Linked DNA regions of Homo sapiens: region 1 is linked to region 2. Evidence: read pairs that join two places in POLR2A ChIA-PET (ENCODE). Cell type or tissue: OCI-LY7. All regions are shown on one strand. Links, peaks and the distances in the headings refer to the core of each region. The heading gives the core; the rest is flanking DNA.

The links. ChIA-PET counts read pairs that join two places held together with the same protein. Peaks named below come from ENCODE experiments on the same cell type or tissue, not always from the same donor. Only the 100,000 strongest peaks of a DNase experiment are listed, where the experiment ranks them.
Region 1: POLR2A ChIA-PET joins it to region 2 with 11 read pairs; 3 of 35 experiments call an interaction of 5 or more read pairs at or near these places.

Annotation. Positions count from the first base shown.
Region 1 is chr7:98,767,317-98,776,274 of GRCh38, forward strand. No RefSeq gene overlaps it. Among named protein-coding and RNA genes, the nearest start is that of TMEM130, 98 kb to the right of the region's middle. In OCI-LY7, for the core only: no CTCF peak of the experiment used is centred there; a DNase peak (open chromatin) is centred at 4,375.
Region 2 is chr7:98,437,656-98,446,613 of GRCh38, forward strand. No RefSeq gene overlaps it. Among named protein-coding and RNA genes, the nearest start is that of BAIAP2L1, 41 kb to the left of the region's middle. In OCI-LY7, for the core only: no CTCF peak of the experiment used is centred there; no DNase peak of the experiment used is centred there.

The DNA of each region.
Region 1 (8,958 bases), core at 1,972-6,971, 330 kb after region 2:
GGTGGGCTGATGGAGGATGTTACCCTAGTACCTGTCTCTAAGAAACACGGTCTCTTGTGCAGAAGATTAGTGAGTTGCTTGACTTCCCCCTTTTCTGGAGCCCCTGCCCTGCCTAATTACAAGGAGAGACCTCTTTTTTTTTGAGCCAGAGTCTTGCTCTGTCGCCCAGGCTGGAGTGCAGTGGTGCAATCTTGGCTCACTGCAACCTCCGCCTCCCGGGTTCAAGCGATTCTCCTGCCTCAGCACCCCCGAGTAGCTGGGATTACCAGCGCGCACCACCACGCCCGGCCAGTTTTTGTATTTTTAGTAGAGATGTGGTTTCACCATGTTGGCCAGGCTGGTCTTGAACTCCTGAGGTCAGGTGATCTGCCTGCCTCGGCCTCCCAAAGTGCTGAGATTACAGGCGTGAGCCACCGCGACTGGCCGCAAGGAGAAACCTCTTGCAGGTATGACGTGAACATCCATCCACCGGCTTTTCATCCCTCCCTTTGCCCTTCGATGGACTTCCCTGTGCTAGAGGGACATCACAGAATGAGGGTCTATGCCGATCTGCTGGTTAGATTCGCCACCTCCCCTCCTCCAAAAAATCACAGGCATTTTCATACATTGCTGATGGAAGAATAAAATAGCACAACCCTCCTCTGCAGGGAAATTTGATTATAGCCAACAAAACGATGTGTATTTACCCCTAACCCAGCAATCTCATGTCAGGGATCCACTCTGAAGATAAATTTCCCACAATACTGAGTAGATTTACGCACGTGCTAAGCTATCGCAGTGTTATCTGTGATAAATTCACTCCCCCCACCGCCGGCAGGAGGGAAGTTGAGTAAATGGTGGTGCATCCACACAAAAGATACTGTGCAGTTAATAAGAAAAAAAAAATGAAGATCTCTAGGAACTGATATGGAGTGACTTTCAGGATACATTGTTGAGTGAAAAAAAGGTATAAAAAAGTATTTACTGTGGGGCAATTTTTTGTATGAGAAAAAAGAAAAGTACATCTGCTGATTTTTGTAAACAGAAACACTAGAAGGATAACTTTAAAATTAATGAAATCATGGCCAGGCATGGTGGCTCATGCCTGTAATCCCAGCACTTTGGGAGGCCAAGGCGGGTGGATCACCTGAGGTCAGGAGTTCGAGACTAGCCTGGACAACATGGTCTCTACTAAAAATACAAAAAATTAGCTGGGCATGGTGCCACGTGCCTGTAATCCCAGCTATTCAGGAGGCTGAGGCAGGAGAATCGCTTGAACCCGGGAGGCAGAAGTTGTGGTGAGCCGAGATCACGCCATTGCACTCCAGCCTGGGCAACAAGAGTGAAAAAAAAACACAAATTAATGAAATCAGTTACCTGTGGGGGCTGGGTAGGGAAGGGGTATTTGACTACACCTTTTTTATATAGTTATCACTTTTGTATCAAAAATTAATAAGGTTGAGGGAAAATGCCTAAAAGTCATTAAGAACATAAATAAATGGAGCTAACTATATATCAAATGGATACCATAACCGTATAGGAGAGAATACTTATTATTATTTTGAGATAGGGTCTCACTCTGTTGCCCAGGTTGGAGTGCAGTGGTATGATCATAGCTCACTGCAACCTCGAACTCCTGAGCTCAAGCCATCTTCCTCCCTCAGCTTCCCAAGTAGCTGGGACCACAGGCACAAGCCACCAATTGTTTGATTTTTTTTTTTTTTTTTTTTTTTTTTGAAGCGGAGTCTCGTTCTGTCGCCCAGGCTGGGGTGCAGTGGCGCGATCTCAGCTCACTGCAAGCTCTGCCTCCCGAGTTCACGCCATTCTCCTGCCTCAGCCTCCTGAGTAGCTGGGACTACAGGCGCCTGCCACCACGCCCGGCTAATTTTTTTGTATTTTTAGTAGAGACGGGGTTTCATCGTGTTAGCCAGGATGGTCTCCATCTCTGACCTCATGATCCGCCTGCCTCAGCCTCCCAAAGTGCTGGGATTACAGGTGTGAGCCACTGCACCTGGTCTTTTCTTTCTTTTTTTTTTCTTTTTTTTTTTTTTTTGTAGAGACAGGGTCAGGCTCTGTCCCCCAGAGTGAAATGCAGTGGCACTACTATAGCTCATTGCAGCCCCAACCTCCTGGGCTCAAGCAATCCTCCTGCCTCAGCCTTCCGAGCAGCTGTGACTACAGGCACACACCATCACACCGGGCTAGAATTTTTTTTTAAGTAGTTAATACAATTTTTTTAATTCCCTCGAGCTTATTTAATTGTCAACCCCATTCCATAATATGCACTCAATAAATAAATGCTTGAGTGAGTGAGTGAGTGAGTGAGTGAGGGAGTGAGTGAATGACATAAGGGTAGAGGCAGGAAGCTGAGCATCTGTCCTCCCCTCCACTGAGATGTCTCTACTCTGATCGCAATTTATGCAATGTAAGCTCTGTTAAGATCAACTTCATATCACAAAAATGAGCCACAGGTTGTTTCTGGGGCCCATACCCTCATCACCCACCTCTTCCCAAGCAAGACTCTGAAATCACACCTTGCTCTCTTTTCTTCCTCTTCCCTTCTGCTTCCCCCACATCCTCACTGATCTCCCATGGGAGCCTTTTCTTAATAAAACACTTGCCGTTTTCTTTGTTTGTTTGTGAGGGCTGCCAAAACAAAGCATCACACACTGGGACTTAAGCAAGATTTAATGTCCCACAATTCTGGAGGCTGGAGGTTCTGAAACCAAGGGGATGGCAGTTGGGGGCTGTGGTGGCTCATGCCTGTAAGCTCAGCACTTTGGGAGGCCGAGGCCAGAGGACTGTTTGAAGCCAGGAGTTGGAGACCAGCCTGGGCAACATAACAAGACACTGTTTCTACTAAAAATATTAAAATTATGGCTGGGTGCGGTGGCTCACATCTGTAATCCCAGCACTTTGGGAACCTGAGGCAGCTGGATCACCTGAGGTCGGGAGTTCAAAACCAGCCTGGCCAACATGGTGAAATGCTGACTCTACTAAAAATACAAAAAGTAGCTAGGCGTGGTGGTGGGTGCCTGTAATCCCAGCTACTCGGGAGGCTGAGGCACAAGAATTGCTTGAATGCCTGGGCAACAGAGCAAGACTCCATCTCAAAATAAATAAATATATACATACATACATACATACATACATACATACATACATACATACAAAAATTCGCCAGGCATGGTGGTACGTGTCTGTAATCCCAGCTACTCCGGAGGCTGAGGCAGGGGATCACTTGAGCCCAGGAGTTTGAGGCTGCAGTGAGCTACAATCGTACCACCGCACCCCAGCCTGGGTGACAGACCTTCTCTCTAGAAGAAGTAAAAAACGGGGGTGTTGGCAAGGCTGGTTTCTTATCAGGTCTGTGAGGAAGAATCTGTTCCAGGCCTTTCTCCTCGGCTCACAGATGGCCGTCTTCTCTCTGTCTCTTTGCAGCCTCTCCCCTCTGTGTGTCCCGTGTCCAAATTTTCCTTTTTTTATAAGGACACCAGTCATATTGGACTAGGATCCATTCTAGTGACCTCATTTTACTTGATCATCCGCAAAGACCCTATTTCCAAGTAAGGTCATTCGTTACAGGTACTGGGGGTTAGAACCTCCACATCTTTTGGGGGACCCAATTTAACTCATAACCTTTGCCTATCAACCTGCCTTAGAGAAGAGCATTACTGGAAAACAGCAGGACTACTGTGACAGTTAATTATTAATACACATAAAGCATTAATGACAGGACCTGGGACACAGCATGTGGGTGATTTTTTTTTTTTTAAGACGAGGTCTTGCTCTGTGTCTAAGACTGGAATGTTGTGGTGCAATCATAGCTCACTGCAGCCTCAAACTCCTGGGCTCAAGTGATCCTCCCACTTCAGCCTCCCAAGTAGCTGGGACTACAGGCGTGTGCCATCATGCCCAGCTCATTTTTTAAATTTTTTGTACAGTAGGTGTCTCACTATGTTGCCCAGGCTGGTCTCAAACTCCTGGGCTGTTATTTTTATTGTGATTTATTATTATTATATACTGAGGTGTGGTCTTCACTCTCTTAAATACCCCAGGGCTCACCACCGAGCTGAGGGTATCCCTTGTGGAGGGGTTCCCACCAGTCATTTTTCCTCCCACCCTTCATCACAGCTGGTTCCCCAGCTCCCCAGGCCCACAGCCCCAAGGGACAGATCTGATACTGCATCTTCCAAGAAGCTTGGAAGAAGCACAAACCACTTAGGAAAAAGGTTGAAGCCATGAAGGAAAACTACCAATGCCACAAAGACAAAGATGATCTCACCGTTAAAATGCCAGCAGCCTCAACACTCTGCTATAGAGGCGATCATAAAAGTTTCAACCCTCCAGAGCCTCCTTGTAATGTTTACAACTGTTTGCAGGGTTTCACTTCCAGAGGACGCCAGAGGAGCAGATGTGCGCTGAGTCAGCAGCTTCTGGGGTCTTAAGGAATCAGAGCAGAAGGCTGGGGCTGTGTGCATTGCTCTGAGATCTGCCTGGGACAGCTGAGCAGGAGGGGATGAGTCAATTTTGGGCTCTGCATTCCTTCCAGTTTGAGGAACGCAGGCCACAACACACCGACCTGTGACTGTTTTTGCAGAAGACTTGGTCTGCCTGAGCAGACCCAGTATCGTGTCTCCACAATTCAACGAGGGTTTGAGAACCTCGACCACCCCCTTTTCTATGCATCAAATATTCAGCAATTCTTTCCAAAGGGATGGTGAAACGGGAGACAGCCTTGTTTGTCTGGCAGGCGAGGCCCCAGCTATCAGCTCAGTTCAAGGTACAGGGGTTCTGCAAGCTGCCAAATGAAAGAAAGCATTTGCGTATGAAAAGAAGAGCCCAGGAACAAAGGAGAGAGAACGGCGTGTGTGTCCCACTCTCTCGGTGGCCTTGGTGATGCTTGACATTTCTGCGAAATGAATTTAGCGCAAAAACCAACAATTCAAAACCTTGTGCCAAACAACTGATGCGAATAGAACCGGTGGGAGAAGAAACAACACGAGGGTGAAATGTGTCCTAAAATAGTCATCGTTTGCTGCTGTGGTCCACGCCAGCAGAGAAGAACGAGTTGTCAGGGGAGTTGTATTAAAGCAGAAAAAAAGGAACGAGGGCCTCGCTGTTGAGGGAAAGAGTACGGGCTTGCATGAGCAGTGGGGGAGGTGGGGGAGTTCTTTCTCTGATTTACTCAGATTCTCTGTCTATAAATTCCCAGCAAACTGTGCAAATTCTGCTTTGAATCCCCCAAGGACCCGGCCACTTACAAAGCGGTGCCGCAAGTGACCAAGCTCCATCCCACAGGCCCCTCCTACTCAACATGCCCAAAATTGACTCATTCTCTGCCCCCTAACAACTCCCCGTACCCCAAGCCCACTCCACTCCACCATTTTCCATCTCAGCAAGAGACCCCACCACCCAGGCACTGGGAGATGGGGCATCCTCTCTCGCCCCATCCAACCCACTGCCACCACTTCCTCCCTGGTGAGGCAGTGTTGGGCCATGAGGATGCTGGCAGGCTTTGGGAGCCAGACTGCTGGGGTTCTGGGTTCAAATCCCAACTCTTCCACTTACTAATCATGTGACCTTGAACAAGTTCATTTCTTCAAGTCTCAGTCTCCTTTTCTGTCAAATACCTCCTGTAGTCCCAGCTACTCAGGGGGTTGAGATGGGAGGATTGCTTCACAGTTGCATCTGCATCTGTATTAAGAGTTCTCTAGAGGGATGGAACTCACAGGATAGATGTATATACAAAGGGAAGTTTATTAAGGAGTATTGGCTCACACGATCACAAGGTGAGGTCCCACAGTAGGCCATCTGCAAGCTGAGGGACAAAGAAGCTAGTCTGAGTCCCAAAACCTTAAAAGTAGGGAAGCCAAGGGTGTAGCCTTCGGTCTGTGGTCAAAGGTCCAAGAGTCCCAAAGCTAAAGAACTCAGAGTCTGATGTTTGAGGGCAGGAAGCCTCCAGCACAGGAGAACGAGGGAGGCCAGAAAACTAAACCAGTCTAGTCTTTCCACGTTCCTCTGCCTGCAATTTTTTTTTTTTTTTTTTTTTTTTTTTAGACAGAGTCTCGCTCTGTCACCCAGGCTGCAGTGCAGTGGCGCTATCTCGGCTCACTGCAAACTCTGCCTCCCGGGTTCATGCCATTCTCCTGCCTCAGCCTCCAGAGCTGGGACTATAGGCACCTGCCACCACGCCCAGCTAATTTTTTGTATTTTTAGTAGAGATGGGGTTTCACCATGTTAGCCAGGATGGTCTCGATCTTCTGACCTCATGATCCACCCGCCTTGGCCACCCAAAGTGCTGGGATTACAGGCGTGAGCACTGCACCCAGTCCTCCGCCTGCTTTTATTCTAGCGGCACTGGCAGCTGATAGTGCCCACCCAGAATGAGGGCGGGTCTGCCTCTCCCAGTCTACTGACTCAAATGTTAATCTCCTTTGGCCACACCCTCACAGACACACTCAGGATCAGTACTTTGCATCCTTCAATCCAATGAAGTTGACATTCAATATTAATCATTAGAGCATCCTATTGCAGATGGGAGAATTCTGTGCTTTAAAACCCATAACAGGCAAGGTGCAGTGGCTCATGCCTGTAATCCCAGCACTTTGGGAGGCCAAGGCGGGTGGATCACTTGAGGTCAGGAGTTCGAGACCAGCCTGGCCCTAACATGGTGAAACCCCGTCTATACTAAAAATACAAAAATTAGCCAGGTGTGGTGGTGCATGCCTACAATCCCAGCTACTCAGGAGGCTGAGGCAGGAGAATCGCTTGAACCAGGGAGGCGGAGGATGCAGTGAGCCAAGATCGCGCCACTGCACTCCAGCCTGGGCAACACAGGGAGACTCCATCTCAAAAAAAAAAAAGTGGCACAATTCATATTCTTAGCAGGGCATTAGGAGAACAAAGACCCAATGTCTGACCTGGGGACAGGCCCCCGATCCGCCCTGTTGGCAGGGGTGGCAGATACTGCCACACTGCACCTCCTCTCCCCTCATGCAGGGTTCAGCTGTGTTAGGGTTCAGGACCGGAAGGAAACTGGGTGTTGCCGGGGACCCTCATGCCTTGGGTAACTGGTTAGAGGATCAAATGAACTCTTGGAGAAGTAGGGGGCTATTCTTGCCTCAGGCTATTTTAAAGTGTTCTTACTAGACAAGGGCCAGGTGTCATTTCAGAACCACCTCCCACTAGAATAGTACACAGCTGCCCATGTCCCTACTAGTACCTTCAAGAGAACCTAGGATAAGCTGGGAGCAGTGGTTCATGCCTGTAATCCCAGCCCTTTGGGAAGCCAAGGTGGGAGCATGGCTTGAGGCCAGGAGTTTGGGACTAGCCTGGGCCACATAGCAAGACCCTATTTCTACCAAAATAAAAATAAAAAATAAAAATTAGCCAGGTGTCGTGGTGTGCACCTATAGTCCCAGCTACTCAGGAGGCTGAGGTGGGAGGATGGCTTGACCCTGGGAGTTCAAGGCTGCTGTGAGCCATGATCACACCACTGCACTCCAGCCTGGGCAAGAAAGCAAGACCCCCATCTCTAGAAATAATAAAAATAATAAATAGAAGAGGAAATGACAAAATAATAATAATAAAAAATAGAAGAGGAGAAGGCCCAGAGAAGGAGGGCCATGTAATGATGGAGACAGATCAGAGTGACATAGCTACAAGCCAGGCAATGCCAGGGGTTTTCTGCAACACTAGAAGCTGGAAGAGGCAGGAAGGATTCTCCCCCAGGCCCCTCGGGGGACACATGTCCTGCTGACACCTGATGTCAGACATCTGGTCTCCAGAGCTGTGATAGAATAAACTTCTGTTGTTTCACCCACCCAGTCTTCAGTAACTCGATACAGGAGCCCCAGGAGGCTAATACCAGGTTCTCTTCCACGTCACCCCCAGCACCTTTAAGCAACCCTGTGTCCCTCATTAAACACCATTTATAACCAACCACATCACCGTGGACTAGTAGTCATAACATGACATTCTGTAGATGTTTAATTAAACTTGTTATTGATTATGATTATGCAATTTCCTTCCCACATTTCACAGCCAATAATTGCTTTTTCCAGGTCTCAAAACTTTTCTTCAGCCTTAAAGAAGCCACAGCCTCCGTGCCCACAAGGCATCAGTAGAACAAACATCTCTCACTTTGCTGTCTCCTCTCTCAGCAAGAAGACACACCTGAGGACAAGGAAAGTCATGCCGGGTCAGGCATGGTGGCTCACGCCTGTAATCCCAGCCCTGTAGGAGGTTGAGGCAGGAGAACTGCTTGAGGCCAGAAATTTGAGACCAGCCTGGGCAATATAGCAAAACCCCATCTCTACAAAAAAACAAAAAATTAGCCAGCATTGGGGGGTGCATGCATGTGGTCTCAGCTACTTGGGAGGCTGAGGCAGAAGGATCCCTTGAGCCCAGGAGGTTGAGGCTAGTGAGCTATGATGGTGCCACTGCACTCCAGTGTGGGTGACAGAGCAAGACCCTGTCAAAAAAAAAAGAAAGAAAAGAAAAGCAAGAAGGAAAGAAAGGAAGGGAGGGAGGAAGGGAAGAAGGAAGGGAGGGAGGGAAAGAAAGCCCTGAGCTGTCTCCTTGAGCAGAAAAGCCAGCCCACCCCAGTGGGCTCTTCCTGCACTACTACAGACAGGCAGGTGCCAGGCCAGGTGTGGCAATGTCACTTTTGTTCAGGAGTGGAGGGAGCAAGTGTCCACTCTCTCCCCACTCCCTGGGGACTGGGCTGTGGTCAAGTGATCCAGGCTCAGCCAATCAGACTCCTACAGAGAGAGACAGATGTTTGATGAAGGGGGAAGAGGGTGGAGGTCAGCAGAGGCCCTCCCTGGCACACCTGGGCTCCTCCCAGCCTCTGTAGTATTTTAGAGATTAGGACATTAGGAGAAAAAAGGTCCAATGCCTGACCTGGGCACAGGCCTGGGATCCCGCCCTGCCTTCCCTTAGTCAGTCCCACAGCTGCCCCTGGCTTCAGCAAGC
Region 2 (8,958 bases), core at 1,382-6,381:
TAGAGAGAAAAAGCTGTATTCTCAGGCTCTCATGAGGAAAGTTGAGGTTTTCTCTCCTTTTTGTGTAGAAAAATCCACTGGGATGTGGCATTCTCATTAGACTGTAGTTTAAACAGGACAGGCTTCCATTTGCAGGTGAGAACTTTCGTTTTCACAGCCAGGGCACAAATGTCAGACCTTTTCATGGGATGAATCTGAAATTTGGAAAATCACTGTCATTTTTATACAAATGAAGCCCAGGTGGTTCTCTCTATAGAACTTTCTAGTTAAAAAAGAGGGCAAAAGTCTAATCTCTGAATAGGAATTCCCTGTTTCTTGCAGGTGAATTAATTGCTTTCTGTCTTGGGCTATTTACAGAATACTGATGACAAGCTGAGAGGAAGGAGGAAAAAAATCTCGTAAAAAAAGAGGAATTTTTAGTCACAAAAAGGAAATTATGCCTGCTAAGTGAGACAAGATGTGAATTGGCCTTAAAAAGGAGCAGACATGAATGTTAAGTGGCAGCTTTGTGCTGAAGGTGGGCAGGCGGCCTTGAGTGGCTGAAGAGGAAGACCGGGGGTGTGGAGGCGGTGGATCCTTCTAGAACCTTCTAGAAATTCTGTCCCTTTTAACTTTTTTTTGTCTCGCTCTGTCGCCCAGGCTGGAGTGCAATGGTGCCATCTCGGCTCACTGCAACCTCTCCCTCCTGGGTTCAAGCGATTCTCCTGCCTCAGCCTTCTGAGTAGCTGGGATTACAGGTGCCTGCCTACATGGCCGACTAATTTTTGTATTTTTAGTAGAGATGGGGTTTCACCATGTTGGCCAGGCTAGTCTCGAACTCCTGACTCCATTTTTTTGAGACTCCATCTCAAAAAAAACAAAAAACAAAAAAAAAACCCCAAAGTCTGGGACCTTCCCCTTCTCTCTCACTTGCTCCCACTCTCGCCATGGAACCCTCTGGCTCCCTGTTGCCTTCTGCCATGATTGGAAGCTTCCCAAGGCCCCCCAAGAAGCAGATACTCCTGACATGCTTCCTGTACAGCCTGCAGAATCATAAGCCCATTAAACTGCTTTTCTTTATTAATGACCCTGCCTCAGGTATTCCTTTAGAGCAATGCAAAGAATGCCTATCACAACTCTCTTTCCTTGCAGATGAATTAATCACACCCGATCCTTGTCACAGGCTCTGCTGTTGGGGGAACTCACACTGGGACACCGGGGTGGTGTCCCCTCCCAGCATCACCACTGCCCAGCTATGTGACCTGATTTCCTGGGTCTCCGGGATGTGTTAGGCTCTCAGTGCCTGGAAAGAATGGAGGTCTGTTTGTCCTATGTCTCAGGTTGTTTGATCGTCACAATGTCACCTCCCTACAGGCCTGTTGCTGAGAGGTGTACCTCCCAGCCCACTGACGTCAGGCTCAGCTGTGAGATGGGAGCAGAGGTGATCCACACTGTGTTACAGCAGAAAATTCACGAGCCATTTTCTCATCCTACCATACCCCTTCCCCTCTGCCATGAGACCATCACATTCCAGATTGGGGCCGCCCCTTTAGTCCTGATCCTAGAATAAGGAGGACAGGGAGAAAAACCACTGCTGATCTGCAGTTGACAATGATGGTGGCAAGAAACCCACCTTCCTCCCTCTCTTCCTCCCCTCTACCTTCCTTCCTCCTCTCCTCCCCTCCCTCCCTCCCTCCCTTCCTTCCTTTCCTTCCCTCCCTCCTTCTGTCTTTCTTTCTCTCTCTTTTCTTTCTTTCTTTCTTTTTCTTTCTTTCTTTCTTCTTTCTTTCTTCTTTCTTTCTTTCTTTCTTTCTTTCTTTCTTTCTTTCTTTCTTTCTTTCTTTCTTTCTTTCTTTCCTTTCTTTCCTCCTTTATTTTTTCTTTCCTTTCTTTATTTCCTACTTCTATTCCTCCCTCCTTCCCGCCTTACTTTTTTCCTTCCTCCCTCCTCCTTCCTCCTTCCCTCCCTTTCTTCCTTCCTTCTTTCCTTTCTTCTCCTCTTCTTCTTTCCTTTCCCACTTCCTTCCCTCCACTGAGATTTTTGGGGCTATTTGTTACTGCAGCATAACCTAACCTTTCCTGACTGATACATTAGGAAATCCAGCAATGCCCTCATCTGGCCTCATGAATCTCCACTCCCGGATACAGCCCCTAAGGAAGAAAGTGTCTCTGGCCTTGAGTCCCAGATCCCAGTGGTGAAAGTCTGTGATGCAGGCTTGATCCTGCAGAGCCCCCTTCTTCCTCAGGTCCAGGGATTGGGGACAAAAGGCTCATGGTTCAAATAAACCTGCCCCAGAGGATGCAAGCAGAGAGGAAGAGAGCGAGATGGAACAATACTGGCACCCAGTGCCTAAGACCTGATGGCCTGGTCTGCCAGCCTGGCTGCCCCTTGAGAGAAAAGAGACCAGAGTGGAGGGGCTGGCCCCAGAGGCCAACAAGGAGGAATGGCATGTGTGGCCTGTGTACCATTCTCCCTACATTGTCCCAACTTGCTGCCTAAGTACAGTAGAAACTTAGGTCAAAGGAGAGCAGAACATACAAAAAACACTTGAGCCCTCTGAGGCACAGGGACCTAGGTACTAGCAAACAGGCCCCAAACCAGACCAACTCCATGCAGCAACCTCTTCCCTTGCACACACAGGGCTGGGGTCATGTGAAGAGAGATTCATGAGTGAGTTTTCACCCTAGAGACTGTAGTGAAAGCCAAGTTTGCAAAAACGGTTTTATAAATAGTAAAACATCCACCTGGGTGCAGTGGCTCACACCTGTAATCCCAACACTTTGGGAGGCTGAGGTGGGCAGATTACCTGAGGTCAGGAGTTCAAGACCAGCCTGGCCAACATGGGGAAACCCCGTCTCTACTAAAAATACAAAAATTAGCTGGGCGTGGTGGTGCACGCCTGTAATATGAGCTACTCGGGAGGCTGAGGTGGGAGAATCACTTGAACCCAGGAGGTGGAGCTTGCAGTGAGCCAAGATCGCACCACTGCACTCCAGCCTGGGTTACAGAGTGAGATTGTGTTTCAAAAAGAAAAAAAAAAATAGTAAAACATCTCTTATGTGATAGAATCAACCTAAACACCCATCAATGATAGACTGGATAAAGGAAATGTGGTATATATACATCGTGGAATACTATGCAGTCATAAAAAATCATGAGATCATGTCCTTTGCAGGGACATGGATGGAGCTGGAGGCCATTATCCTCAGCAAACTAAGGGAAAGAAAACCAAATACCACATGTTCTCACTTATAAGTGGGAGCTAAATGATAAGAACACAGGGACACAAAGTGGAGAACAACACACACTGGGGTCCACTGGTGGGTGGAGGGTGGGAGGAGGGACAGGATCAGGAAAAATAACTAATGGGTACTAGGCTTAATACCTGGGTGATAAAATAATCTGTACAACAAACTCCCATGACACAAGTTTACCTACATAACAAACTTGCACTTGTACCCCTGAACTTAAAAAATAAAAGTAAAAAAAATAAAAGAGGTGGGAGGAGGGCCCTCAATTCTAACCCCAGGAAGGGTTCGTGAGTCATATCTTGCTTTCCTGGATGCTGACTTCTTAGGGCAGGTGCTAATTGTGAGATCTTTTCTTTTCTTTTCTTTGTGTTTTTTTTTTTTTTTTTTTTGAGAGAGAGTCTTGCTCTGTCACCCAGGCTGGAGTGCAGTGGTGTGATCTTGGCTCACTGCAATGTCCGCCTCCCAGGTTCAAGTGATTCTCCTGTCTCAGCCTCCTGAATAGCTGGGATTACAGGCACCTGCCACCACACCCAGCTAATTTTTGTATTTTTAGTAGAGATGGAGTTTCACCAGGTTGGCCAGGCTGGTCTTAAACTCCTGACCTCAGCTGATTTGCCCGCTTCAGCCTCCCAAAGTGCTGGGATTACAGACGTGAGCCACCGCGCCTGGCCTAATTGTGAGATTTGAGAAAGAACTTCATTCACATCTACAGCAAGCTGGTAGATGTTTTTCCCAAATCGTTGTTTCTATGGACCGGGCAGATGGAATCATTTATCTAAAAGTTCCTCCCATTGGCATCGAACCAGCTGCATCTGATGCCTCTGGGGGCAGAGGCTGCTCTCGACCCAAAATCTCACCTTCAGCGCTACCTAGCAACAAACGCAAACACAATCTCCTAAGGCTTGAAAGAGAGGTCCAGTTGCAGCCCTAAACTCCATTTACAGCATTCTAGGGGCCGAGAGGACCATGGAGGAGAAGAGGGTTGCCAAAGAAACCAGAGTTATTCTATTTTCTTTTCCTTTTTTGAACTTGAAAATAGAAAATCACTGCTGATGTCTGAATCCTAAGCCTGTACTGACCACAAGGTCCTGTCTTCCACCAGGAGGAGGAGAGGGGAGGATTGGAGGTCGCGGGGCCCTTATGGGCAGTTTCCCTTCCAGGCCCGGGCTCCGGCTCACTTGGTGGAGAAGTTTATTTTCCCTTTTCTCACTCATTTTCAACCTTGCCCATCTCCAGTTTCTTTCTTCCTGGGCGTTGCTCATGTTCTCTCTCTCTTTTTTCTTTTTTTTGAGACGGAGTTTCACTCTTGTCGCCCAGGCTGGAGTGCAGTGGCGTGATCTCAGCTCACTGCAACCTCCGCCTCCCGAGTTCAAGCAATTCTTCTGCCTCAGCCTCCCAAGTAGCTGGGATTACAGGTGTCCGCCACCACACCCAGCTAATTTTGTAATTTTAGTAGAGATGGGGTCTCACCATGTTGGCCAGGCTGGTCTCGAACTCCTGACCTCAGGTGATCCACCTGCCTCTGCCTCCCAAAGTGCTGGGATTACAGACATGAGCCACCATGCTCAGCCGCTCATGTTTTCATTCCTGATGCTTTTTTTTTTTTTTTTTGAGACAGCTACTCAGGAGGCTCTGTCGCCCAGTGGCACGGTCACGGCTCACTGCAGTCTCCACTTCCTGGGCTCAAATGATCCTCCCACTTCAGCCTCCCAAGTAGCTAGGACTACAGGTGTGCACCACCATGCCTATTTTTTTTTAATTGTAGAGATAGGGTCTTGCAATGTTGCCCAGGCTGATCTTGAACTCCTGGCCTCAAGTGATCCTCCTGTCTCAGCCTCCCAAAGTGCTGAGATTACGGGTTGTGAGCTGTCGCACCCTGCCCTCTTTTCTGATTCTAATTCACTATAATCACTCCCTTTCCTTTTTAGAAATTTAATTTCCTTTTAAAATTTTATTTTTATTTATTTATTTTCGACAGGGTCTTGCTGTGTCAACCAGGCTAGAGTGTAGTCGCACGACCACGGCTCACCGCAGGCTTGATTTCCTGGGCTCAGGTGATCCTCCCACCTCAGCCTCCTGAGTAGCTGGGACTATAGGTGTGTGCCATCATGCCTGGCTAATTTTTGTATTTTGGGGGGTAGAGATGGGGTCTTGCTATATTGCCCAGGCTGGTCTCAAATTCCTGGGCTCAAGAGATCCTCCCGCCTTGGCCTCCCAAAGTGCAAGAATTACAGGCATGAGCCTCTGTGCCCAGCCTCCTTTTTGTAATTTGTAAATAAAAAAAATTTTTTTTAATAGGGTCTCACTCTGTCACTCAGGCTGGAGTGCAGTGGTGTGATCCTAGCTCACTGCAGCCTCAACCTCCTGGGCTCAAGCGATCCTCCCACCTCAGCCTCCCGCATAGCTGGGACCACAGGTGCAAGACGCAACACCTGGCTTAGAAAGTGGATTTCTTGATCCACTCTCTTCACTTTTGCATCCTGGGATTGTTTACTGACACAATGAAATGCTAATGTTATAGCAAAGATGCCAGAAAACAGAGAAAAATATCCCTTGTCCCCTGCACTCAGCAGCCCCAGGGTCTGTGGCTGCAGGAAGGTGGACTGTGGCCCAAGGCTGGCCCCAGAAGGCCCCTGTGGGTGCCTGGTGTCAGGGGCAGCGCAGGTCCTGTGCCCGGACCATTTTCTCTTCTTAAAAGACACTAGGCCAGGCGCGGTGGGCTCATGCCTGTAATCCCAGCACTTTGGGAGGCTGAGGTGGGTGGATCACCTGAGGCCAGGAGTTCGAGACCAGCCTGGCCAACTTGGCAAAACCCCATCTCTACTAAAAATAAAAAAAAATTATCTGGGTGTGGTGGCAGGTGCCTGTAATCCCAGCTACTCGGGAGGTTGAGGCAGGAGAATTGCTTGAACCCAGGAGGCGGAGGTTGCAGTGAGCCAAGATCACGCTGCTACACTCCTCAGCCAGGGTGACACAGCAAGACTCTGTCAAAAAAACAAAACAAAACCAAAAAACCCCCCAAACAACAACAACAACAACAACAACAAAAACACCGATCCTTGGATGTAGGGCTGAAATCCAATATGATATCATCTCATGATCTTTAATTTAATTATCTCTGCAAAGACCCTATTTCCAAATAATGTCGCATTCACAGATATTAGAGGTCAGGACTTGGCCGTATCTTTCTGGGAGGCACAATTCAATCTGCAACAGAAGGTACTGGTAGTTTATGAAGAGGACTGCACGATCTCATTGCTGATAGAACAGATCACGCTGGCTGCTCTATGGAGATTAGGCCAAAGTTGGGAGGTGGGGTACGGGGCCACTGCAGGAAGCTGGGCCAGGGATGATGGTAAAAAAGAAAAAAGTGTCACAGGCTTGTGGACTTTCACGGCTGGGCCTGGGTATTCTCCTGTTAGATGTAAATGATTTCGCAGATCATCGACATCGGGCAAAAGGCCGCTCTGTGGCCATGACAAATCAAAACAGTAGTCAGACGCCCCCCTTAAATCATGTCTGAAAACCGATAACATGGGGACAGTGTCTGAACCATAGTATTAACCAAACATGCTCCATCGTGGCTGACAGGAGAGACTGAGCCTTTGAATTTTTCTTTTTTTAAAAAATCAATCAAGCCTAAGCAACATGGTGAGACCCATCTCTACAAAAAATACAAAAAATTAGCTGGGCATGGCGGCGTGTGCCTATAGTCCCAGCTACTCGGGAGGCTGAGGTGGGAGGACTGCTTGAGCCCAGGAAGTCAAGGGGCTGTGGTGAGCCGTGATCATGCCTCTGCACTCCATCCTGGGTGACAGAATGAGACCCTGTCTCAAAAAAGTAAAAATGAGCCGGGTGCAGTGGCTCATGCCTGTAATCCCAGCACTTTGGGAGGCCGAGTAGGGTGGATCACTTGAGGTCAGGAGCTCGAGACCAGCCTGGCCAACATGGTGAAACCCTGTTTCTACTAAAAATACAAAAATTAGCCTGGCATAGTGGTGCACACCTGTAATCCCTGCTACTCGGGAGGCTGAGGTGGGAGAATCACTTGAACCAAGGAGGTGGAGGTTGCAGTGAGCTGAGATCCTGCCACTGCACTCCAGTCTGAGCAACAGAGTGAGACTCTGTCTCAAAAAATAAAAAAATAAAAAAAAATCACAATTCTAGCCTTGCTCCATTCTTCTCACCTTCTAGATGAGAATAATCAAGATAGTCAGGTGTGGTAGCTCACGACTATAATCCTAGTGCTCTGGGAGGCCGGGGCAGGAGGGTCGCTTGAGCCCAGGAGGTTGAGCCTGCCGTGAGCTATAATTGTGTCACTGCATTCCAGACTGGGCAACAAAGGAAGACCCAGTCTCAAAAAAAAAAGATCAAGTTACTCAATTGTGGATACCATCTCACGCCAGTCAGAATGGCGATTATTAAAAAGTGAAGAAACGGTCGGTCATGGTGGCTCACACCTGTAATCCCAGCACTTTGGGAGGCCAAGGCAGGAGGATCACCTGAGGTCAGTAGTTAGAGACCAGCCTGACCAACATGGAGAAACCCCGTCTCTACTAAAAATACAAAAATTAGCCAGGCGTGGTGGTGCATGCCTGTAATCCCAGCTACTTGGGGGGCTGAGGCAGGAGAATCACTTGAACCCAGGAGGTGGAGGTTGCAGTGAGCCAAGATCGTGCCATTGCACTCCAGCCTGGGCAACAAGCATGAAACTCCGTCTTAGGAAAACAAACAAAAAAAAAAAGTAAAGAAACAACAGATGGTGGCGAGGCTGTGGAGAAATAGGAATGCTTTTACACTGTTGGTGGGAATGTAAATTAGTTCAACCATTGTGGAAGAAGGGTGGAGATTCCTCAAAGACCTAGAACCAGAAATAGCATTTGACCCAGCAATCCCATTACTGGGTATATTCCCACAGAAATAGAAATCATTCTATTATAAAGATACATGCACACATGTGTTCATTGCAGCACTATTCACAATAGCAAAGACATGGAATCAGCCCAAATGCCCATCAATGGTAGACTGGATAAAGAAAATGTGGTACATATACACCATGGAATACTACACAGCCATAAAAAGGAATGAGATCCTGTCCTTTGCAGGGACATGGATGAAGCTGGAAGCCATTATCCTCGGCAAACTAATGCAGGAACAGAAAACCAGACACCGCATTTCTGACTTATAAGTGGGAGTTGAACAATGAGAACACATGGACACAGGGAGGGGAACATCACACACTGGGACCTGTTGCAGGGGCGGGCGGGGATGGGAGAGCACCAGGATAGACAGCTAATGCATGCGGGGCTTAATACCTATGGGTTGATAGGTGCAGCAAACCACTATGGCACATGTTTACCTATGTAACAAACATGCACTTTCTGCACATGTATCCCGGAACGTAGAATAAAATTAAATTTAAAAAAAGAAAAAGAAAAAAGGCTGGGTGCGGTAGCTCACACCTGTAATCTCAGTATTTTGGGAGGCTGAGGTGGGTGGATCACGAGGTCAGGAGATTGAGACCATCCTGGCTAACATGGTGAAACCCCGTCTCTACTAAAAATACAAAAAATTAGCTGGGTGTGGTGGCGGGCGCCTGTAGTCATAGCTACTCGGGAGGCTGAGGCAGGATAATCGCTTGAACCCAGGAGGCAGAGGTTGCAGTGAGCTGAGACTGAGCCACTGCATTCTAGCCTGGGTGACAGAGTGAGACTCCATATCAAAAAT